4 separate regions of the Homo sapiens genome follow, and regions 2, 3 and 4 are each linked to region 1. A link is a contact called in ENCODE Hi-C or POLR2A ChIA-PET data. All regions are on one chromosome and are shown on one strand. Each heading gives the region's core, a stretch centred on a gene start or an enhancer-like site at or near the end of the contact. The rest is flanking DNA. Distances are from core to core; before and after follow the strand shown. Region 1 holds the start of GLI1 (GLI family zinc finger 1). Region 2 overlaps NAB2 (NGFI-A binding protein 2). Region 3 holds the start of AGAP2-AS1 (AGAP2 antisense RNA 1). Region 4 holds the start of EEF1AKMT3 (EEF1A lysine methyltransferase 3).

Region 1 (5,414 bases), core at 2,199-4,698:
AGAAGTCTGGTGTCCTGAAACTGCAACTAGACTGCAGACCCCTAGAAGGCAACAGCACAGTTACTGGACAACCGAGGCGGCTCTTGGACACAGCAGGACACCAGCAGCCCTTCCTAGAGCTTAAGATCCGAGCCAATGAGCCTGGAGCAGGCCGGGCCAGGAGGAGGACCCCCACCTGTGAGCCTGCGACCCCCTTATGTTGCAGGCGAGACCATTACGTAGACTTCCAGGAACTGGGATGGCGGGACTGGATACTGCAGCCCGAGGGGTACCAGCTGAATTACTGCAGTGGGCAGTGCCCTCCCCACCTGGCTGGCAGCCCAGGCATTGCTGCCTCTTTCCATTCTGCCGTCTTCAGCCTCCTCAAAGCCAACAATCCTTGGCCTGCCAGTACCTCCTGTTGTGTCCCTACTGCCCGAAGGCCCCTCTCTCTCCTCTACCTGGATCATAATGGCAATGTGGTCAAGACGGATGTGCCAGATATGGTGGTGGAGGCCTGTGGCTGCAGCTAGCAAGAGGACCTGGGGCTTTGGAGTGAAGAGACCAAGATGAAGTTTCCCAGGCACAGGGCATCTGTGACTGGAGGCATCAGATTCCTGATCCACACCCCAACCCAACAACCACCTGGCAATATGACTCACTTGACCCCTATGGGACCCAAATGGGCACTTTCTTGTCTGAGACTCTGGCTTATTCCAGGTTGGCTGATGTGTTGGGAGATGGGTAAAGCGTTTCTTCTAAAGGGGTCTACCCAGAAAGCATGATTTCCTGCCCTAAGTCCTGTGAGAAGATGTCAGGGACTAGGGAGGGAGGGAGGGAAGGCAGAGAAAAATTACTTAGCCTCTCCCAAGATGAGAAAGTCCTCAAGTGAGGGGAGGAGGAAGCAGATAGATGGTCCAGCAGGCTTGAAGCAGGGTAAGCAGGCTGGCCCAGGGTAAGGGCTGTTGAGGTACCTTAAGGGAAGGTCAAGAGGGAGATGGGCAAGGCGCTGAGGGAGGATGCTTAGGGGACCCCCAGAAACAGGAGTCAGGAAAATGAGGCACTAAGCCTAAGAAGTTCCCTGGTTTTTCCCAGGGGACAGGACCCACTGGGAGACAAGCATTTATACTTTCTTTCTTCTTTTTTATTTTTTTGAGATCGAGTCTCGCTCTGTCACCAGGCTGGAGTGCAGTGACACGATCTTGGCTCACTGCAACCTCCGTCTCCTGGGTTCAAGTGATTCTTCTGCCTCAGCCTCCCGAGCAGCTGGGATTACAGGCGCCCACTAATTTTTGTATTCTTAGTAGAAACGAGGTTTCAACATGTTGGCCAGGATGGTCTCAATCTCTTGACCTCTTGATCCACCCGACTTGGCCTCCCGAAGTGATGAGATTATAGGCGTGAGCCACCGCGCCTGGCTTATACTTTCTTAATAAAAAGGAGAAAGAAAATCAACAAATGTGAGTCATAAAGAAGGGTTAGGGTGATGGTCCAGAGCAACAGTTCTTCAAGTGTACTCTGTAGGCTTCTGGGAGGTCCCTTTTCAGGGGTGTCCACAAAGTCAAAGCTATTTTCATAATAATACTAACATGTTATTTGCCTTTTGAATTCTCATTATCTTAAAATTGTATTGTGGAGTTTTCCAGAGGCCGTGTGACATGTGATTACATCATCTTTCTGACATCATTGTTAATGGAATGTGTGCTTGTATGGTCTTGTGTTACAGTCTTTTTCAGTTTTAATTTCTAATGTGGTGAATTGATAGATGTAAATCATATGAACAAAAGCTCAATGATTTTTTTTTTTTTGAGACGGAGTCTCGCTCTGTCGCCCAGGCTGGAGTGCAGTGGCACAATCTCGGCTCACTGCAACCTCCACCTCCCAGGTTCAAGCGATTCTCCTGCCTCAGCCTCCTGAGTAGCTGGGACTACAGGCCTGCGCCACCATGCCCAGCTATTTTTTGTATTTTTAGTAGAGATGGGGTTTCACCATGTTGGCCAGGCTGGTCTCGGACTCCTGACTTGAGGTGATCCGCCTGCCTTGGCCTCCCAAAGTGCTGGGATTACAGGTCTGAGCCACTGTGCCTAACCTAATGACTTTTAAGAGTATAGAGGAAACCAAAAAGTTTGAGACTCACTGGTCTATAGAACTGGGTGGGGAGAAGAAAGTAAGGTGTTCTAAGAGAGCTCTTCTTGCTGGGCACCGGTGGTCCCAGCTACTTAGGAGGCTAAGGCCGGAAGACCGCTTAAACCCAGGAGTTCGAGGCTATGATCACACTTGTGAATAGCCTCTGCACTCCAGCCTGGGCAAATAGTGAGGCCCCGTCCCAAATAAAAATAAATAAATACATAAATACATAAATAGCTCCTCTGGAAGAAGGGGCTCGAGGCTGGGACAGGAGCATGTGTGGGGTGCCTTTTTTTCAGTGCCCATTAGTCTGGTCTGACTGAGCTGGGTCTCTGACCCTCTGGGGATAACTAGCCTGGGTCAAAGTCCCAGATCTCCCCCTACCTTCACCTTTTCTTTTCCCCCTTGACCCTCAGACTGAACAGTTAACCCACTGACCTTCCACACCCAAGGGGGTGGTTCTTGGAAGCAGAGCTAGGATGTGGGAGGTCTGCCTGTGGGGTTGAAAAAAAGGGGAGAGGGTGCCCTTTTTCCTTGTCATGCTTCCTCCTCTTTCTCATAAAAATCAGAGACTGAAATGCTGCCCCTCCCTTATATCCGGTCACGATGGCAATGCAAATCTAAAGAGGCAGGGCACTTCCCTGTCAGGCAGTACCGCTGGGCATAGCAACCTCTGCCTCTCCGTTTCTCAGAGCTCACATATCCACCTCCTGGGCTTTTAAGTGGGCTTTAGTGAGGGGCTCCTCCTTCAACTGGGCTCCTCCTTCAGTTCCCCAGCTCTTCTGCTTCGACTCCGAGCGGGTGTCATGTGTGAGAACGGCCAGCAGAGGGAGCAGAAAGCCTGGAAGAGCAGCTAGAGCCTGCAGTGACGTGGTGCGGAGGGGCGGCACCCTCCAGAACTTCGAGACGTAGAGCCGGGGTTCTAGGGAAAGGGGCTTCAGTCCCAGGGCTCCTTGGTGACCTCGTGAACCACACCCTGCACCCAGAGCCTCAGCCGCTGCTCCTTGCTTTTATGCTCCATAGACTCCTCACCTTCTTCCAGAGCCCCCAACCCAACTTGATTTGCCCCAAACCGCAACTCTGTCCCGGCCGCTGCAAGTTCCATCCAAAGGGTGAGGCCTGCAGATAAACCACAGGATGGCAGAATGCTCAGTTAGCACCAACCAAAGGCGACTACCCTACCTCCACTATTATCGTTCTCGGTTGAACTTCTCCCCCTGCCCCGCAATATTTTCCTCAATCTGGTTGTCGGGGCCTCTTTGGGGCCAGCCGATCCAGAAATCCAAGCCGGGATTTAGTACTCACCAACAGCAGCGTGTTCAGCCGGGGCGGGGGGGGGGGCGTAAGCAGTATAGGGTCCCTCAAGGGAGGGGGAGGATCCTGGGGGTCCTGGGGGTGCAATAAGCCCGGCACCCCTTCTCTTGCTTCCAGCTACCCCGCCTCATCCTCCAGAACGGCAAGAGGGAGGGAAATAGAAGGGAGGTGAGGGGCGAGCGGGAAGAGCGGCGGCGCGCCAGCGGCTGGAGAGAGAAAAAGTTTTTGCAAAAGGGAAAAAAAAAGTTTGCGCTTCTCGCGGGTGGTCCGGGCTTGCGGCCCGGCGGGCTGGGCCGGCGGGAGGGCTGGGGGCCAGGTTGGGGGGGTGGGGGTGGCATCGAGGCTGCGCTGCCGTGGCCCTCTCCGCCCCCCCTCCCCACCGCACACCCCCCAGCCCAGACTCCAGCCCTGGACCGCGCATCCCGAGCCCAGCGCCCAGACAGAGGTGAGAAGGGGGGGCAGGCGGGGGACCACCTGGGAGCAGTGGGGGAGGGGGCCTGAGGGGATGCTCAGCTTCTTAGGGACTCATCCCAGACCCGGGACATAGAGGCAAAATAGGGGTGGGAGAGCCTGGGGTGAGACATTAGAAACTCCAGATTTTTCACTTGTGTCTTTCTCTGTATCTTCTTTTTCTTCCCTTTTTTTCTTCTGTCAGTCTGTGTATCTCTGTCTCAGGGAACCGTGGGTCTTTGTCTCCGCCTCTCCCATATATTAGAAATATCTTACTTTCATGCGGTTAAGTTTAAGAGGCTGGAGGGATGGCTAGCTGGAGGTCTGCGTTGTAGAGAGGTAACCCCAGGTGTGTGTCTGCGCGTGGGGTAGGAAGATGTCAGTGTTTCTGAAAGGTGGGGACTGCAAAGGAGGGAGCTCCAGGTGGGGTGGGGACGGGTGTGTGGGAGGCAACAGAGCCACTAGGGGCCAGCCAGGCTTGAACCTTTGACCTGTCTTGTGACAGATGTGCCAGTGGATGCTTGTGCTTTAGGGGAAAGGAGTGTCTTCTGGACTTGGAAGGGGGCTGGGGCGGGGGGGGGCTGTCCAAGGTCTAGTGAAGGCCCTAGAATGACCCCATGCAATTTGGACTCCTGAGTCCCAAGGGCTGTGGGCAAGGAGCTCAGGAGGAGCCGGGGAGACCTTGTCTTGACCCTCTGACCTCAGGACCACCGGGGCAGCGGGAGCCAGCCGCAGGGAGACCCCTACCGGGGCTGGGCGGGACCACTGGCCACTGCCAGCCTGTGTATCCCCGTTGGCACCCCGCCCAAACGGGAGCTGGGGATCGAGGCCCCTCCTCTGGCTCAGACCACCCTGCCTGCCCTTGCTCCCCGCTCTGAATCCTCTTTCAGGTCCCATGACCCCGAAACAATCAGCACTGGGCAGCTAGCTTTCGGGACAGGATTACGGAAAGGGGACCCCGTAGAGCCTGGGGACTGAGGGTTTTAGGGGTCTGGAGAGCTGGGGTCTTCTAGGATAGGTCTTTACGTTCCAGTAGAGGGAGAAGGCGGGCGGTTTCCCGGGGGATATGTAAGGGTCGGAATAAGTGTGGTTTTCCCTAGGGGGCGGGGTCCAGAGACCTCTCCCCCTCCACCATTATCTCCCTGGCATCCCCGCCCTTGACGTCACCAGGGGGTTCCCGGGGGTCTGGAGGGGTTAACCCTTGGGAAGCCGGCTGCTATAACCAGCAACCTAAGGTGTCCGGGCCCCTCCTCCTCCCCATACACACCTAATTTTATTGACCCAGTCACTTTCTCTGCTTTCTCTCCCCTATACTTTCTGGATTCTTCTCCCTTTCTAACCCCACCAACGGGGACCCCCACTCTCCAGTAGTGCCCCCCTGGGCGCCACTGCCTGCTTTCCGGATGTGCTGAGAGGAGGAGGGAAGAATGTGGCCCGCCCCTCAGCCCCCACCCCTATGGCTCGCTCTACTGGGCTCCCGGGGCGGGTGGGGGGAGCGGAGCCGTCTGCAGCCAGTGCCTGCGGCGGCGACTTGGGTGGGCCGA
Region 2 (5,852 bases), core at 2,879-5,378, 370 kb before region 1:
CCCCCACAGCCGAGCAGCCGCCGGGCGGAGGGGACAGCGCCCGCCGGACCCTGCAGCCCAGACTCAAGTTAGTGGGCAAAGGGAGGCAGCGGGGAGTGGAGATGGGTGGAGCTGGACTTGGGAATGGGGTCCAGAGGGCGGAGGTCGAGGGGAGGACGTGGGGAAGCAGGACGGGGGTGGGGGGTGGAGACTGATGGAAAAGGGGGTGCGTCTTCGAATTAGGGGGCCCTGGGAGCAGGCAAGCATCTGATGAAGCTGGATATGAAAGAGTAGTACCCAAATCTCCATTCCTGGTTTACTCTGTGGGCTCCATCTGGCCTAAGAGCCCCCTGCAAAGAATGTGGGAGCCTCCAAGCACCAGGGGATGCCCTGGAGCTCGAGCTGGCATCAGTGCGGAAGGTGGGGGGACGCTCAGTTGCCTCAGTCCCTCGTTGGCACGGAGCGCGCGGGCCCCCGGTGCCTTTGAGTTAAAGGAGCATCAGCGGGGGAAAGGGGGGGTGACGAGGGAGGCAGGGAGGCCTTAGGCGTTCCTTCCCATATCTGTCCCTTTATTCACAGAGCGGGGAGGGGAGTTTCAGTGTGCAGCCCCTTCATCAAGAGGCCTTGAGCCGCTCCCCCACTCCACTTGAAGATGCGGGTGGAAAATATGGGAGAGGAGAGTAGGCGGGAGCCCCTGGGCGGTTTTCGCCTACAGACGCTACCACTGTGGGAGTGTGTGTGGGCGGAACGGCCCCGGAGCAGAACAATTGCGCCCCTCCCCCTGCCACGGCCCCTGAGCTGAAGGAAAAGGCTGACCGAGGAAGTGGGGAGTGTCACTGCTAGGAGAGGGGCCACTGAGGAGCACTGGGCAGCCTGGAAGGGTGGAGAGGTTCTGAGGGGAGAGAGGAAGCGTGCGTTAAGAATGCTTAACCAGGCCGGGCGGGCCCGGTGGCTCAGGCCTGTAATCCCAGCACTTTGGGAGGCTGAGGCGGGTGGATCACGAGGTCAGGAATTCGAGCCCAGCCTGACCAACATGGTGAAACCCCGTTTCTACTAAAAATACAAAAATTAGCCGGGCATGGTGGCGGGCGCCTGTAATCTCAGCTACTCAGGAGGCTGAGGCAGGAGAATCGCTTGAACCCGGGAGGCGGAGGTTGCAGTGACAGCGCCACTGCACTCCAGCCTGGGTGACAGAGCGAGACTCCGTCTCAAATAAATAAATAAATAAATAAATAAATAAATGCTTAACCCCTGGGAAAAGCTGAGCGGAGAAGAGTAAGGCACCACCTGGCTCACTGAGTGGGAAAGCCAGGGAAGGTGCCACACCCTCCCTTTTAGCCACCTGGGGCTGTGGCCCCTTCACAGGGAATGAAGCTGGCCAGCAGCGTCCACTGTGGGGGAGACTGGGCTCCTACATTCACTTTAGTATGGGTGACTTCACTTCAGTGTTGAGACTGCTGAGTGTTTAGAGGGGAAGGTGAGGATTGTGTTTTGGGGGAGAGGGAGGTCCAGCCATCCCAGGTCGGTGCTGGTCAGCCTCAGCGCTCAAGTTCTTCTTGCCCCAGACCAAAAAGATAAAAGCTGAAGATAAGGTTGTAAGACGCTTCGACTCCTACAGACACAGGCCACTGACTTTTGGGGCTTCGGGCCAGTCTAGGACGGCACTGGCTTGTCCATGCCTCTGAGCAGTGCCTGATTCTGAGAGTCTGTACTCAGACCTGGGCACTGGGCAGGATAGCATCCAAATGAGGGAGGGGAAGAAAAGCAGGCAGGAAAGAGGGAACAATTGTTAGTGTGGGTTGGTACCCAGTAGGGGGACTTGCACCGACTGCCTCTCTCTTGTGCCCCTCCTTCTCAGGCCCAGTGCCCGAGCCATGGCACTGCCTCGGACGCTGGGGGAGCTGCAGCTGTACCGGGTCCTGCAGCGCGCCAACCTCCTTTCCTACTATGAGACCTTCATCCAGCAGGGAGGGGACGACGTGCAGCAGCTGTGTGAGGCGGGTGAGGAGGAGTTTCTGGAGATCATGGCACTTGTGGGCATGGCCACCAAGCCCCTCCATGTCCGGCGCCTGCAGAAGGCACTGAGAGAGTGGGCCACCAATCCAGGGCTCTTCAGTCAACCAGTGCCTGCTGTTCCCGTCTCCAGCATCCCGCTCTTCAAGATCTCTGAGACTGCGGGTACCCGGAAAGGGAGCATGAGCAATGGGCATGGCAGCCCAGGGGAAAAGGCAGGCAGTGCCCGCAGTTTTAGCCCCAAGAGCCCCCTTGAACTTGGAGAGAAGCTATCACCACTGCCTGGGGGACCTGGGGCAGGGGACCCCCGGATCTGGCCAGGCCGGAGCACTCCAGAGTCGGACGTTGGGGCAGGAGGAGAAGAGGAGGCTGGCTCGCCCCCCTTCTCCCCCCCTGCAGGGGGAGGAGTCCCTGAGGGGACTGGGGCTGGGGGGCTGGCAGCAGGTGGGACTGGGGGTGGTCCAGACCGACTGGAGCCAGAGATGGTACGCATGGTGGTGGAAAGTGTGGAGAGGATCTTCCGGAGCTTCCCAAGGGGGGATGCTGGGGAGGTCACATCCCTGCTAAAGCTGAATAAGAAGCTGGCACGGAGCGTTGGGCACATCTTTGAGATGGATGATAATGACAGCCAGAAGGAAGAGGAGATCCGCAAATACAGCATCATCTATGGCCGTTTCGACTCTAAGCGGCGGGAGGGCAAGCAGCTCAGCCTGCACGAGGTGAGAACCCCCAGGCCTCCTAGGATTGCCCTTGACTTCCAGGTCTCCAGCCGCTTACCTCTGCGAGTTTCTACAGTCTCCGACTATCTTTCATTATCTCTTGACCAGGACCCCAGGCCCTGATCCCCTCCCCAACAGGCCCCTACCCCAGCGGCCGCAGTGCTTCCATCCTCAGCTGAGGGGGAAGCAGAGATACAGGCAGCACCGAGCTGTTCAGCTCCTTGTCACTCAGGACCCCACAGGAGAGGAGGAGGCCCCGGGCATTCCTAGGAAGCTGTGGGTGCTGACCTCTGTCTTCCCACCTCAGAAAGCTCCCATGTAGTGTCAAAACCAAAGCAAGCGTCTGATGGATGGGCCTCATTTGTCCAATGGTGAAGGGGTGTGAGGAGGTCTGGTGAGGCAGCGGGGAAGTTCGAATTCTGACTCTCCTGGCTGCCCTCCCTCCACAGCTCACCATCAACGAGGCTGCTGCCCAGTTCTGCATGAGGGACAACACGCTCTTATTACGGAGAGTGGAGCTCTTCTCTTTGTCCCGCCAAGTAGCCCGAGAGAGCACCTACTTGTCCTCCTTGAAGGGCTCCAGGTGAGACCCCTTCCCCAGGTCCTTCCTGGACTGGAATCCTGCTATGGAGTTAGATCATGTCCTAACCTTCAGCTCAGGCAGCTCTAGGCCTGCTTCCCGCCCACCTGGATGTCCTGCTTTTGGCCAAGTCAGCTTGTCTCAGGTCTGGTCTCTCCTCCCATCCATGTCGGGTCCCCCCAACCCCCTACAACAATAGTGCTTGAACTAGAGACTCTTTCTCGGCCAGCTTCTTGGCAAAGGTTTTAAATAACACATGCCTCTGGCTGGGTTCTGTGCTCTGCCAGTCGAGTGGCCCTCGTCAGCCTCATCCACTTTATTCTTACCCATCTTTTCAGGCTTCACCCTGAAGAACTGGGAGGCCCTCCACTGAAGAAGCTGAAACAAGAGGTATGTTTTCCGGGGTGCATATAGGGGCACTGGGCAGCCTTCCCCAATCCCCTCCCTTGGCAGGTCTTCATTTCCCCATGTTGGGCATCCACAGGTTGGAGAACAGAGTCACCCTGAAATCCAGCAGCCTCCCCCAGGCCCTGAGTCCTATGTACCCCCATACCGCCCCAGCCTGGAGGAGGACAGCGCCAGCCTGTCTGGGGAGAGTCTGGATGGACATTTGCAGGGTGAGTGTGCCTCAGAACACTTTTCTCTTCATTGAGGGTGGGGGAGTAGGGGAGGGGGTTGGGGGAGGAGTGAGCCAGGAGGCAGTGCCTGAAACAGGGTTGGGAGACCTGGCTGGAGGGGGGGCAGAAGGGCCTGTGGGCTGGCTATGTGGTTGAGGGTGGGGGTTCCATTGGCTGCAGCCCCTTACCTGACCAGTGCCCATGCCCACAGCTGTGGGGTCATGTCCAAGGCTGACGCCGCCCCCTGCTGACCTGCCTCTGGCATTGCCAGCCCATGGGCTATGGAGCCGACACATCCTGCAGCAGACACTGATGGACGAGGGGCTGCGGCTCGCCCGCCTCGTCTCCCACGACCGCGTGGGCCGCCTCAGCCCCTGTGTGCCTGCGAAGCCACCTCTCGCAGGTGAGGCAGCCAGCAGTGCTGTCCCCAAGCACCCCGGCCACTCAGGCCCCACACAGCAATTCTGGTGTCCTGGGGCCAGGTGGGAGGAAGAGGGATATAGTCGTCAGAGAGGGCAGTAGGATGGCTGGGCTCCAGCCAGCCAGGCCTTGGGGTGCAGAGAGGCAGACCCTGCCGAGCTGCTCCCACCATGGAAAGTCTGGTCCTAGTGTAGATCTGTGAAAGGGGAACTGGGGAATGGGGGGACAGAGAAAAGAGGATGAAGGAGCAGGAAGGAGGAGCATCAATAAGGGAAGCTCAGATGGCACTTCCACCAACCCAGGAGTGGGGAGCAGGCTAGGAGTTGTGGGTATGGGGATGGGGATGCCCAGCTTGGAAGCAGAGGAGCCCAAAGCAGTGATGCTTTGTGTGTGGAAGGGGGAAGAGGGAGTGGGCAGGCGGAGGGCCGGGCAGCCGCTGGGCTGAGAGTGACGCAGCAGACAAAGCCACCAACCCTGGCTTGGTATTTTTAAACTGTGCGTGGGTGGGAAGTGGGGGCGGGGACTGGAAGGGGGGCTCTTCTTGAGGGAGGAGCTCGGAGGCTGGCTTCCTGTTCTCCCTCTGATTTGGCTACCAAAAAACTTGGGGGGCCATGGTAGAGTGGCCTGGGAGGGGCCTGGGAGGGGGCCAGGGATGAGTGGGGGTGGCAGAGCTTGGGAAGGGGGGAGGGGAGAGGTCAGAGCCAAACCACCCCCGCAGCTCCTGACAGAACCAGAAATTCCAGCGCAACCGAGGAGGCGGGAGAGAAAGAGAGAGAGACAGACAGAGACAGAGCTACGCACAGCCAGGGAGGGGAGGGGGCTCACACACATGGGAATGGAACCCCCCATACACATGCAGTGGGCAGGAGGCAGTAATTCAATAAACCTAAACTGAGCCCATCTTCACAGCTTTCTTTGCCCCTGCTTCTGTTCCCAACCACCTCTGTCTGCAGCCAGTCACCCTGCAGTCTCCTAACTGCCCCCTTTTCCCTGCAGAGTTCGAGGAAGGGCTGCTGGACAGATGTCCTGCCCCAGGACCCCATCCCGCGCTGGTGGAGGGTCGCAGGAGCAGCGTGAAAGTGGAGGCTGAGGCCAGCCGGCAGTGAGGGTTGGACTGGTGTCTTCAGACCCAGGACCTCAGACTTCTGGCTCACACAGACCCCCACGCTCTCCATCCCCGGAATCTAGTCACAACCCTGGATCCTTCCTCTGCCCTTCTCCTGCCTCCCCACCTGCTCCATGGGCATAAGACTGTGGGGCTTCAAGCAATAACAAGCAGAGGCCTGGAGAGAGGACACAAGGAGGGTGCGTGGTGCCCTCACCCCTGCCCAGAGCGAGGGGGCAAGGACTCTGCCTCCAGGGCATCTGGGGTTTTCCCCTCCCTCACACAACACACTCCCATTCTCTTTAGGTTTGCACCAGTGGTGTGAGCAGTTGGACTCAGTTTGGACAAGGGGGAAAGGGGGACTTCCCTGGGAAGGTCCAGCTAAAAGTGGCAACATTTGCCCCCAGAATTGGGGGCCT
Region 3 (5,912 bases), core at 359-2,858, 270 kb after region 1:
ACCCCCTGACGAGGCCAGGGGAGGAACCCCTACTCTATGTTCTACTCTGGTACCTAGTGCTCACGGTGAGCAGGCTGGCTCGGGGCAGCCCTCCTCAGAGCTGGAGCGCCTTTCAGGTGCCCTCTGAACAGATACTGTTCAGAATACAGATAAACAGATGCCACCAAGGTCCCCTAGCTGTGCAGTGGAGGGGCAGGTTTCAAAATCAGATCTGTCTCCAAAGTTCCTGCTCTTAAACAAAGCTGTCCCATCTTCCCACCCCTCTCCATGGGCCTGTCCTCTCCTCTAAGTACCATATCCCAACTCTCCCAGGACTGGCATCATCTTAAGAGTCAGTGCCTTCTCTGTTCCCAGGGTCCCCACTGACTCCAACCTGCCCACGTCCTCCACTACATGAACCCAGAACTGTTGTACATGATGGAACCACCTCCATGCCCATGGGTACTGTCCTGCCACCAGCCCCAGTGGGAGGCACCTCTGCCTGTCCCTGTCCAACCCCAGTACCCCATCTTGACCAAGGCCATGCCCTGACCTGCCTCCAAGAACAGACCAGCAGCTCACCCCCTAGACAAAATCACTTCCTCTTTAATTGCTGTTGAAGAAGATTCACACCACTGCCTCCAAGGAGATGGGGGGGCATTTCCCCCTTGCCCCCACCTCTCTCCCCTCCCCAATTACCTGGTCCTTTGCAAACTATTTTAGCCAGAAAAAAAAAAAAAAAAAAAGACCGGAAACCACTGACACAGACAGCCCAAGGGCTGGGTTGGCTGAGGGAGGCAGGGCTGGGCCAGGTAAGTCCGCCCTATCACCCAGTTTGTGGGGAAGGGGCAGGGGGCCTGGAAACCCTCCCAGCCACCTCGAATCCTCTCAGCCCTGGCTGGGAGAGGTCACGGGGGTGAGGAATGGCTCTGGAGCTGCTCCAGTGGGAGGGAGGGGCTGGACAGAAAGAATAATGGGGGAGGGGTCCCACTGTAGGGGTGCCCCCTACCCCAGATCACCACGGGCGCTGCACAGTCACAGGTACGCAGTCACGGTCACAGACACAACCCGAGAGCACCCCCACCCCAACCCACCCCCTGCCCACCCTGGGCTTCCCCTACCCCAAAACGCCCTCCCCACGCCCCTGCCCGCCCCCATCCCCATGTTGGGGAACAAAGCAATAAATTACAAGGCCCCCGCAGCCCTCTTAGCCCGCTCCTGCTCCATCCCTTCTCCCTCCCAAGATAGTAGTGGGAGGGACCCAGGCTCTTGGTTCCCCCCGGACTCTTTAGCTTCCACCCATGGGTAGGTGTAGGGGACGTCCTGGTTTCCACTACTCACGGTCCCTTTCACGGAAAGGGTTGGGAACCCCCACCCCCATGAGCAGCAGGGGTCCTGCCCCTCGCTGCCCTTGCCCCCTTCACTGGGCAGTGAGATGAGCATGGAAGGGGTAGGGTTTCCGTATTGGCCCCAAGTCCCGGGGCTAGCCCTCCCATGTACTAAACCCTCCCTCTGGCGTGGCGTCGCCCCAGGAGCCAGCCTGGGTATGGGCTCCCGCCCTGGGATTGTTGAGCTCGGGCAGGACCGGGTCTTCTTTCCGCCCCTAGGGGGCACAAGCGGGCATGTCCAAGCGCCTAGGAGCCCGTACCGCTGGGGACCTCCCCTTCCGCGAACCCCGAGCGGGTAGACCCAGAGCAATCCGAGTGTGGAAACAATGGAGAGGGGGCGTGTTGAGCTGGGGTCTCCATGCCTCGTTGGGGAGAGGGAGGTGAGTTTGTGTCTTCTGGAAGGCGTGGGGGCTGTGCCCTCGTGGGGGTAGGAAGTGCTCCCGTGGGGCGGGGTGCGGATCGGAGAGGTGAGTGGGTGCGTCTGTCCAGCGGTCCGCCCGGTGTGGTCGTGCCCGGCCCGCGTGGGGATGGGGGTGTCTCTCCCGCTGGGCAACTATACCAGCGCAACCGGGGCGTCGGCGCGGCCCACGCTAGCGGCGCTGCTCCGGCGGCGGGGGCTGGGCGTGGCGGTGATGCTGGGCGTGGTGGCCGCGCTGGGCGTGGTGGCCGCGCTGCCGCCCTCACCCGGGCAGCCGTGCTGGAGAAGGATGTCGGCGCACAGCTGGCTTCCAGCCTGGCGGGCGTAGAACAGCGCCGTGCGGCCCTGGGCGTCACGGGCCGCCACGTCCGCGCCGTACTAGAGGGCGGAAACGGCCGCGTGACCGCGCGTCCCCAGGGCGCCCACACCCGGCGCCGCCTCCCCCACATGGCCAAGCCTACTTCCGGGGTCCCTCTGGGAATTTCGGGCTTTCCCGCGCCAGGCGTTTTCCGAGATGAAGCCTCAAAGACCCCCTTTCCTCCCCCCAGCTCACGTACCCACAGCAGCAGTTGCGTGATGACGACGTGGGCGAGCTCGGCCGCCAGGTGGAGTGGGGAGCGCAGCTGTGGGTCCTCTACGCTGGTGTCGAGCGGCCCGTGTCGCGCATGGGCCAAAAGCAGGAGAACGGTAGCCACGTCCTGGGCCTGCACGGCGGCCCACAGCTGGCGGCCCAGCGGCTCCTCCGAGGTGCTCAGCGGCGCCAGGAACAGTAGCTGCTCGTACTTGGCGCGAATCCACGACTCGCGCTCCTCCCTGCAAGACCAGGGATCAACGGAAAAGGCTCTAGGGACCCCCAGCCAGGACTTCTGCCCCTACCCACGGGACCGTCTCAGGTTCGCACACCCTCAGCAACCCTCCCCCCGCTCTGTTCCCTCACGCTTACCGCGAAGAGTCCCGCGAGGGCTTGGCACGGCCTCGCGTGTCGCTTTCCCACACGCGGTTGGCCGTGTCGTTGCCAATAGCCGTCAGCACCAGGGTCAGCTCCCGTGGCCAGTCGTCCAAGTCCAGCGAGCGAACGCGGGACAGGTGTGTGCCCAGGTTGCGGTGGATGCCAGAACACTCGATGCAGATGAGGGCGCCCAGGTTCAAGCTGGCCCACGTGGGGTCTGCGGAAGGAGCGTAGAGGTCGGCTCCCAGCCGGGCAGCACAGGCACCCCGGCATTCACTACACTCCCTAGCCCCTCCGCTGCCTCCTGGCACTCACTGGGGGCCCCGCAGTCCACGCAGATTGAATTCCCCTTGGCGTTCCGGATCGCCTGGATGGCCACGGCCTCGCTTTGGCTGTCTGTGCGCAGCTGCAGAGAGGGTTTGGGTTGGCACTGACTCTGCCTCCAAGCCCCACCTCCTTCTCAGACACCTCTGCTCTCCTCTCACACGACTTCGGCCGTGTCGTTGCCAATGGCCGTCAGCACCAGGGTCAGTTCCTGCGGCCAGTCCTCCACTCCACCTCAAACTCTTACCTTGACCTTGCTGCTCTCACAGCATTGCAGACTGGCTAGGATCTGACTCTCGATGGCCTGGACCCAGGCATCCCGCTCCTCAAAACTGGCTGCCTCAAAGTGCCACGTCTGACCCGTGCTGGACACGATCAGGAACTCAAAGTTTTCCTCTGAGTGGGGGATGGGATGGGGTCATTAAGGGACAGAGTTCAAGCAGGGGCTGCCTTTCCCAAGACCGTCCTCCCTGATGTCCATCCCGAGCCCCTGGGAGTGGGGCAGTGGGGGTAGGGAAAGCAGAGGGTGGGGGGCAGCAGGAAGCCCGAGCACATGCAGGGGAAGGCGGGGGCACCCCCACCCTTCTGCACCCCAGCTGAGCGCCCCTCCCGGCTCCCCACTTGTTACCTGCTTTATAAATATTTCTTAAACTACCAAAGGATTTTAGTTTCCACATTTTGCGCTTGGCTGGTTTCCCGAAGCGAAGGAGATAGAGATAGAATGGAGAGCAGAACAGAGAAAGAGAGACCAAGAAAGAAGGAGAAAAAGACAGGTAGATGGAGAGATGGAGAGAGATAGTGACAGAGTGCCAGAGACAAAGCAGGACAGACAGATGGGGAGAGAAAGCAGAACTAAAGTCAGTGGCCCCGGAGCAGAGTGGAACAGAAGCCAAGAGCCATGAGAGTAGGCAGATCTGGAACCTGGGTCTGAGCACCCGGCAGAGAGCAGGGGCAGCAGGGATGGGTTATCAAGACCAGCGAGGAGCTGGACCTCTGGGAGAAGAAGGGAGGGTCAGGATCTGAGTGAACACGGGGGAAGGGGACAGAAGCTGGGGCGCAGGGCTGAGATGAGAGGGCCCTGGGGCTGGTGGCGGTGGGGGTGCGGGGAATCACTGAGGGACAAGAATGGGGATCACTATGGTCAAGGGCTGTTGGGGAGCACTTGGCAATAGAAAGTTATCGGGAGAAGGCCGGGCACGGTGACTCATGCCTGTAATCCCCACCGCCTGTAATCCCAGCACTTTGGGAGGCCGAGGCGGGCAGATCACGAGGTCAGGAGATCAAGACCATCCTGGCTAACACAGTGAAACCCAGTCTCTACTAAAAAATACAAAAAATTAGCCGGGCATGGTGGCAAGTGCCTGTAGTCCCAGCTACTTGGAAGGCTGAGGCAGGAGAATGGTGTGAACCCGGGAGGCAGAGCTTGCAGTGAGCCGAGATCGCACCACTGTACTCCAGCCTGGGTGACAGAGTGAGACTCCATCTCAAAAAAAAAAAAAAAAAAGAAAAGAAAAAAAAAAGAAAGAAAGTTATTGGGAGAAGGGGCTGGGTGGTCACAGAATCCAGGATCTGGGGAATCAGTGGGAGATGCTGAGATAAGGGGCTGAATCACTGGGGATCAGCGGGGCTGCCGGGTGCAGGGGCTGGGGTGGTAAGTGGAGTTGAGGGAAGGAAGAGGAACTAGAACGTCATTAGGAGAGGGAGCAGGAGCTATAGACATGGACATCGTTGAGAACAGGGGCTGGGGAAAGGAATTAGCTGGGGAACAAGGAAAGAAGGACAGGGGCTGGGGGATGTCCATCCACTCTTTCACTAAGTTGTGTGCAGTGGTAATGGTAGTCAAGCACTCAGCTCAGGCACTTTTCCTCCTGCTGCAGGAGTTAGGCCAGGGAGCTGATGTTGGGGATGAGGGTTCTGGGTGGGAGTGGAAGTGCCTGCCAGAGCCTCACCTTCAGCCTGCCCAGCCGAGCCTTCAGTCTTGGATGGTGTTGTCAATTTTTTCCTCCTCTGCTTCTTCACCATGGGAGAAGGAGGGGGTTCCCGACTCAGGGGGCTCAGGTCTCCAGATGGGGTACAGTCTTAGGGAGGAAGACACAGCTGCCTCAGTAGCCCCCTCCACAGATTTCCTGATTTCTTGATAGCCTGTCTCATTCCCTGAACTAGCTTTGGCATTTTAGGGCTCCCCTCCTCAACTGTCCCTCTCCAGGAGTTCCCCCTTGATCATTCCTGGGGATGCAGGGAGATGAGAGGTTTAGAGTCAGTCCTGCACTCAGATCCTGGTTCTGCCACTTACTGGCCTTAAGACCTTGAGCAAGGCACTTAATCTTCTGAGCCTCAGTTTCTTTATCTCTGAAATAGGGGTAATAATCTTGACCTGACAAAACTGTTGTAAGGATCATTTGTTTACAATGTTATTTGCATACTATATATATATATTTTTTTTCAAACATGTCAAACATGGCTGACTATGTACTAGACAATATTCTCAGTTTGTTTAAACCTCAAAGCAACCCTCTGAGGTAGAAACTATTATCTCCATGTTACAGATGAGGAAACTGAGGCACGGAGAGGTCAAGTAACTTGCCCATGTGGCAAGCCAGGATTCAAGCTCAGGCAGTTGACGTTAGAGTCCACTTGTCTTAACCATTATGATAGACATGGTATGATTGAACTTATTCATGTGTGGGGCTCCATGTGTTCACTCATGCATTTATTCCAGCCTCCAAGCCTTCACCCCATATTCATTTCCCACACTCATCCTATTTGGGTGTGGAAGACAGCAGATGGAAGGTCATCCCCACTGACCCGTGCTGAGGGCTCGGGCCAAATTCCGGTCTGGCTTCAGCAGGTGTTT
Region 4 (5,590 bases), core at 3,091-5,590, 310 kb after region 1:
CCTGTCTCTAAAAAAAATTAAAATAAAAGAATCTCCCACAGTTTACCTCTCTGCTCCTTACTCCCTCATTCCCCACTGCAACTCTATCAGGCTCTGTGCCAGTCAGCTAGCTCTGAAGTTCTGGAATTGAAGGTCAATGTGAAAAAGGAGAGGGTCTCCACCCCCACACCTTCCCAAGGACTCTCCAGAGACAACACTTAGGGAACACAGATTCCCCAGGTCAAGTCTTACGCAGGGAGAGGACAGGAGGATGGTAGAAGGCATATGATACATACTCCACCCTTTCCTGAGAAATGGCAGAATAGGCATGTGTACACATATACATGTTATCCCAGGATCCACAAAGCAAACAGAAGTGGTAATTGAGCCTAGCAAGCAGTTTAGATGGACTACATTCCTCATTCCAGCTGAGGAGAGATCTCACAAGGAGAAAGGAGTGCTAAGGAAGAGCAAGACCCCACAGCCTTCCAAAGATCCCCTATGGTCCAAAGTCCTTTGACCATCTCAGTCAGCTGCTTTGTTTTCTGTTGGCAGTGGAGGGACAAGGTGAGAGGAGCCAGGGGTAGTCATGAACACCAGTGGGTTCTGCCCTGGGCAGCTCCCCACCTTCTTTAAGAGAGTACTGTGTCTCAGCTCCAGCAGTCTCAACTGGGAAGACCCAGGACTCCTGCTCTTTTCTCTAATCCCTGGGAGACGAGGTCCAGCTAAGGTAGAGTAAGCAGTCAGTGACCAGGCAGGCTGGTTTGGGAGGTCACTGCCTGGAGGACGGGATCTTGTATTCTTCGGAAGATGGCTGGGAAATTCTTCCCTCCATTACGTAGAACTTTCTTCCCCTCCTCAGTTGAGGTGCCTAGATGTCCCACAACGGGGTCTTCACTCTGGGAGAAGGAAGGGTCCAATAAGTCCTTGCCCACTGTTCAGACTGCCCCTGGCCCTTAGACACCTATCCCATCCTCCTGGCACTGAGTTAAGTCCAAATACAGAACCACTCTGGAAAGGGCCTCCACCTCCTCTAGGTCCCCTACTCACCAGGTCCTCCAGAGGCACACGCTCAAACAGTGGGTGCTCTTCGAAATGAGTGCACATCCAGTCGTGTAGCTCCAGCACATCGGTTATGGTATACACCAGCCCCTGCATAGGCAAAATCACCCTAGACAGGAGGCTGCATGCAACGTCAGCAGCCAGATGAAGGAAGTGGTGGTGTGAGTCCCTAAATGCACCCCCACTGAATTCTTAGTGAAGGGCCCCTGAGTAGGCCACTCACCCCATCATCCCTCCGATCCCAACTCACCCCAACTCTTAGCACGTAGGCATATTCTGCTAGCAGGGTGGGACTGATGATTCGCCACTTGTGCTTTGTCCGCTTGAAATGTGGGTCGGGGAAGAGGAAGAACATCTTTGTCAGCTGTGAGACAGACACACACCAACAGGGTTGTGAGAGCCTGGCCTCCATGCCCCCACCTGCCTACCAGCCTAACCCACCAGGGCCCCTCCCCACCTGGCCCTTGTAGAAGAAGTTAGGAAGGTGCTTCATGGCATTGCTACGGAGACAGGCGATGTTCTGGAAGCCACCTGCAGGAGCTGCGCGTAGGGCCCGAATCCGGTCTTGTACATAGTCTGAGACCTTCACCCGGATCTCCAGACCCAGAATAAGTGTGTCTGGGAACAGCGGTGACAGTTCCACTGCACACAGAAATAGCAATGGAATCATCAACCATATACTTGTAGGAAGTGCAAAGGGGTCAACACAGGAAAGGAAGCCTCAACCTGCAACTACCAAAGTCCAGAACGGCAAGAGAGGACAGAGATACATATATGGATAGTTTTATGCTCAAGAGGCGGGGGGAGAAATGAAAATTGTCACCAGGACCAGAATGGGAGGGCTGAGGATACATGTATATTTGCCATTGCTTTAGAGTTTTCCACAGTGTTTTCACACATTGTGTTATTTCATCCTTATAACACTCTGTGGTAAATTGTGAAGATAAGGAAACTGAGGGTCAGATATGCCGAAGATCATAGAGTTAAGAAGGGGCAGAACTGGAACTTATTTATTTGAGATGGAGTCTTGCTCTGTCACCCAGGCTGGAGTGCAGTGGCACAATCTTGGCTCACTGCAATCTCTGCCTCCCAGGTTCAAGTAATTCTCCTGCCTCAGCCTCCTGAGTAGCTGGTCTTGAACTCCTGGCCTCAAGTGGTCCACCTGCCTCAGCCTCCCAAAGTGTTGGGATTACAGGTGTGAGCCACTGTGCCCAGGCAGAACTGGACCTTAAACCAAGGTTTTCTGCCTCTATGTACCATGCTCTTCTTCTCTATCAGGCTGTTATCTGTTTGGGAAGATCTAAAAATAGGGAGTGGCTTGGCATGCATGGGTGGGACAATACAGACAATACAAGAGGAACCCAAAAAACAGGAGAGTGGGGCAGAAGGAATGAGATCTGGCGAGGGAGGGGCAAAGGGGAGGGGAGATGGTAGAATCTCTGAGAAAAGACAGTTCAGGATCACTGGCCACAACGGCTAATCTCTGATGCTTGTGCTGACCAGCTCACTGACCCGGAACCTGGCAGATGAAATGGCTCATGTAGGGATTGACGCCAGAAAGGACAACCCAGGTTTTAAGAAGCATTTGAGGCAGCCCCCTCCACTCTCCAGGGCAAAGGTCACAGACCCAGAGTAGAGGGTAGGTGGAGCCTCTCCATGCTGATGTCACCAGTGTCTGGACGAAAGGGGAAAGGCCAATTATGACCCCCCACAAAAGTTGCTGAGGCAGCAGAAGCTACTAGGCCTCTTCTCACCCCAAAAAGAGGGCCTGAGTGTTACCTAACAGGCCACCATAGCCACAGCCTATGTCTGCAAACTCCACTTGGGCCTGAGCTCTCTTTTCTTTCTTATCCTTTGGGTCATCGTGGCTCTGATTTTGAGTGAGTGGAGCGAAGAACTCTGGGTATAGCTCAGACCAGTCCATCTCCTCTGGCTTCACAGGGCTATTGGAAAGAAGACATAAGAAGCATGAGAAGGTTGGTCACACCATTGCAGAAGTGGTACTGTGAGAGTGTGTGGGTGGGTGAGGGTGGGAGGTAAAAGGGAGGAGGGTTTCTCAAAAATTCTGTAACACTGGGCCCTGTGGCCTCTAAGAGGGACAATGGAAACCACCCTTAACTCCCAGTGTGAATCATAGGACCATCATGAGGCCCATAAACGCTGACCTGCCCAACTCCACTTCTGGCGGTTGATGTGACCCTGGCCGGGTAACTGCCCTTTCTGGGGCACAAGTTCCCCTTCTCCCGAGACTGGCTGCCTAATGCACTGGGATCCTACTTTGTGTTTGTGCTCTGCGGGGAGGGAAGGTAAGGTAAGGTGCGGGCAGGATTGTGTATATGTTTGCCTTTTTATTAAATCCAACAAACAAAAGCAAAAGATGGAAACGACATTCTGCCTCTATCACTTCAGTCTCAGTAACAATTTATTTCTCTTCCCAAACTTAGCACCGCTACCCAGACTTAGGCCCGAACGCCACGCCCACTCTCAACCCGCCAACTCCTCTCTCGGTCGAATCTCCCGGTCCCACCCCCAAAAACTGACGTCACCCATCTGATCCTCCCGGGTCTACCCCAAATCCTCCCAGCAGTTGCAGCACAACTGCTCTCCCGGCTGCTTTGAGAATCCCGCCCTCCTCTCTCTCCCTCTGCCCACTCCTCACTAGCGCAGCGTGTGGTCCGCCATGGGGTTGGAGTGAGCACGTTGCCGGTAGTAGCGCTTCTGGGGCGGTGGGGCCTCTGCTCCGGCCACGTTCCGAGTCTCGGCTGCCATGATCCCAGTCCGGGGTTTCTCTACCAAATCCACGTGGAGGCGCAGGCCAGAGGCGCAAGTTAATGACGCAGCCATGCGCGTTGGTGGCAGTTCCCGCCCCTTAAAGACCCAAGAGCAAATTCAGCTGGGCTGGGCTGGGCTGGGCTGGGCTAGGTGGGGAGGGCTGTAAGGAGCGAGTGCTGGAGGGAACCTCCGCACCGTTAGCCTCCAACTGGGAGGGCGAGGCCAGGCCCAGGGACCCAACGTTTTCTCTTAGCTTGCTTCTGCCTGGTCTGGGTTACCATCCTGGTTGCAGGCACCTGTGCACCCCACAGGTGAGAGGGGTCTAGAGACCTCGCCTTCTACAGTGGCATCAGTCCTCGCTCCTGTCCCCTTACTCCTGGTCTCGGACCAGTCCGCCCGGTCTGACTCTTGTGGTCCCGTGTGGGTTTCGTCGAGTGTGCGCTCGGGGCCGGGGCGGGAGGGGCAGCTCCTCATTCCACCTCCAGGAAATCGAACTGGAGGAAGGAGGGCAAACTCAGGGAGGCGGGGCTCGTTCCACAGGGACACCACGACGGCTCGCGGCCCCCAGCCTCTACCCCGCTCCGGATCCGGGATCTGAGCGCCGGCCGCGGTGCCCAGGCACTCCCTTGGCGGGCCGGATGGCGGACCCCGGCCCAGATCCCGAATCTGAGTCGGAATCGGTGTTCCCGCGGGAGGTCGGGCTCTTTGCAGACTCTTACTCGGAGAAGAGCCAGTTCTGTTTCTGTGGGCATGTGCTGACCATCACGCAGAACTTTGGGTCCCGCCTCGGGGTGGCGGCGCGCGTGTGGGACGCGGTGAGGAATGGGCTGCGCCGGGTGAGGGTCCGTGGGAGGTCCAGATCCCGGACTCCGCCTCTCCCATATGGAGCCATCCTCACGACTGTCTTTTTCTCTGTCTTTTCTCCCGTAGGCCCTGAGCCTGTGCAATTATTTCGAGAGTCAAAATGTGGATTTCCGAGGCAAGAAGGTGATCGAACTGGGTGCGGGGACAGGCATCGTGGGGATCTTGGCAGCGCTGCAGGGTGCGTGAGCTGGCTTTTTACGGGAGAGAGTGGGGACCCAGGGGCGCGGAGAAATGGTCACTTCGTGGATCTTTGGGGGAGAGGGGAGAACTTTGGGCCCAGTCTAACCCCTTCTTTTTAACAAATTTTTTTTTAAAATTTGTTTTTGTTTTTATTTTGGCGTCTGCTTCTGCGTGCCAGACAGCGCGAATTGCCTGTCAAAGCACCTAGGGTGGGTGATTGGGGAGGGCAGGAAATAAAACTCAGGCAGGCCTATAAGAAGGAGTTGTTTCTATCGTGTTGCTTTTTTTTTGTTTTTAATTTTTTTTGTTTTTTTGAGACGGAGTCTCACTGTGTCGCCCAGGCTGGAGTGCAGTGGCTGCTATCCCCACTAACTGCAACCGCTGCCTCCCGGGTTCAAGCAATTCTCATGCCTCAGCCTCCGAAGTAGCTGGAATTACAGGCTTGCGCTACCATACCCGGCTACTTTTTGTATTTTTAGTAGAAGACGTTTCACCATGTTGGCCAGGCTGGTCTCGAACTCCTGACCTCAGGTGATCCATCTGCCTCGCGAGGCGCCTGGGATTACAGGCGTGAGCCACGACACCCAGCCTTGTGTTACTCTTTGTGATTTTATGGAGAATACTGTCACTTAAAAGCGCCTTGGCTTTGGACATGGTCTTCTGTCAAGATGCACATATGGGGGTACTCTGTAGGGAGACTTGCAGACATTAAACTTCGTGAGTGCTTTATAAC

The links. Hi-C counts contacts between places; a loop is a spot of excess contacts on that map. ChIA-PET counts read pairs that join two places held with the same protein, here RNA polymerase II (POLR2A). Pooled maps may share reads with other maps.
Region 2: a loop to region 1 is called in a pooled map, with 2.4 times the contacts of the local background. The contact joins the enhancer-like site here to the promoter of GLI1 in region 1. A Hi-C loop is called at or near these places in 1 of 168 maps with a recorded cell type or tissue (HCT116), 5 of 37 single-sample maps with no recorded cell type and 14 of 50 pooled maps. POLR2A ChIA-PET finds 5 or more read pairs at or near these places in 2 of 52 experiments (BJ and WTC11).
Region 3: a pooled map shows a loop between it and region 1 (2.5-fold over the local background). The contact joins the promoter of AGAP2-AS1 here to the promoter of GLI1 in region 1. A Hi-C loop is called at or near these places in 4 of 168 maps with a recorded cell type or tissue (Caco-2, K562, chondrocyte and 1 more) and 4 of 50 pooled maps. POLR2A ChIA-PET finds 5 or more read pairs at or near these places in 1 of 52 experiments (naive thymus-derived CD8-positive, alpha-beta T cell).
Region 4: a map of naive thymus-derived CD4-positive, alpha-beta T cell shows a loop between it and region 1 (14-fold over the local background). The contact joins the promoter of EEF1AKMT3 here to the promoter of GLI1 in region 1. A Hi-C loop is called at or near these places in 1 of 168 maps with a recorded cell type or tissue (naive thymus-derived CD4-positive, alpha-beta T cell), 1 of 37 single-sample maps with no recorded cell type and 8 of 50 pooled maps. POLR2A ChIA-PET finds 5 or more read pairs at or near these places in 3 of 52 experiments (A673, PC-9 and WTC11).

Annotation. Positions count from the first base shown.
Region 1 is chr12:57,456,337-57,461,750 of GRCh38, forward strand. GLI1 (GLI family zinc finger 1) reads left to right here and starts at 3,449. Exons shown (of 12, transcript NM_005269.3): 1 at 3,449-3,865. It overlaps LOC124902947 (a long non-coding RNA gene), which reads right to left. Exons shown (of 2, transcript XR_007063335.1): 2 at 1,106-3,225. It overlaps INHBE (inhibin subunit beta E), which reads left to right. Exons shown (of 2, transcript NM_031479.5): 2 at 1-1,689. The coding sequence ends at 512. RefSeq lists enhancers at 3,038-3,117, 3,128-3,177 and a silencer at 5,397-5,414.
Region 2 is chr12:57,089,288-57,095,139 of GRCh38, forward strand. NAB2 (NGFI-A binding protein 2) reads left to right here. Exons shown (of 7, transcript NM_005967.4): 1 at 1-67; 2 at 1,838-2,711; 3 at 3,161-3,294; 4 at 3,630-3,681; 5 at 3,776-3,908; 6 at 4,120-4,311; 7 at 5,325-5,852. The coding sequence ends at 5,434. Among named protein-coding and RNA genes, the nearest start is that of NAB2, 3.1 kb to the left of the region's middle. RefSeq lists silencers at 1-38, 2,431-2,711, 4,059-4,108, 4,949-5,018 and enhancers at 4,381-4,912, 4,659-4,953, 5,445-5,852. Within about 2 kb of position 4,129, at least 30 of the 41 ENCODE cell types and tissues checked have a DNase peak (open chromatin) inside an H3K27ac peak, as active enhancers do; they include HCT116, where a contact is called at or near this core.
Region 3 is chr12:57,724,632-57,730,543 of GRCh38, forward strand. AGAP2-AS1 (AGAP2 antisense RNA 1) reads left to right here and starts at 1,609. Exons shown (of 2, transcript NR_027032.1): 1 at 1,609-1,747; 2 at 2,334-3,725. It overlaps AGAP2 (ArfGAP with GTPase domain, ankyrin repeat and PH domain 2), which reads right to left. Exons shown (of 19, transcript NM_001122772.3): 12 at 5,864-5,912; 13 at 5,008-5,136; 14 at 3,687-3,746; 15 at 3,306-3,454; 16 at 3,050-3,140; 17 at 2,729-2,951; 18 at 2,343-2,598; 19 at 566-2,163. The coding sequence ends at 1,921. RefSeq lists enhancers at 2,191-2,826, 2,827-3,460.
Region 4 is chr12:57,768,274-57,773,863 of GRCh38, forward strand. It overlaps EEF1AKMT3 (EEF1A lysine methyltransferase 3), which reads left to right and starts at 4,341. Exons shown (of 3, transcript NM_015433.3): 1 at 4,341-4,628; 2 at 4,744-4,855. The coding sequence starts at 4,452. METTL1 (methyltransferase 1, tRNA methylguanosine) reads right to left here and starts at 3,832. Exons shown (of 6, transcript NM_005371.6): 1 at 3,701-3,832; 2 at 2,821-2,984; 3 at 1,499-1,683; 4 at 1,292-1,405; 5 at 1,030-1,131; 6 at 198-878. The coding sequence starts at 3,810. The coding sequence ends at 723. RefSeq lists enhancers at 2,691-3,890, 3,576-3,865, 3,996-4,505.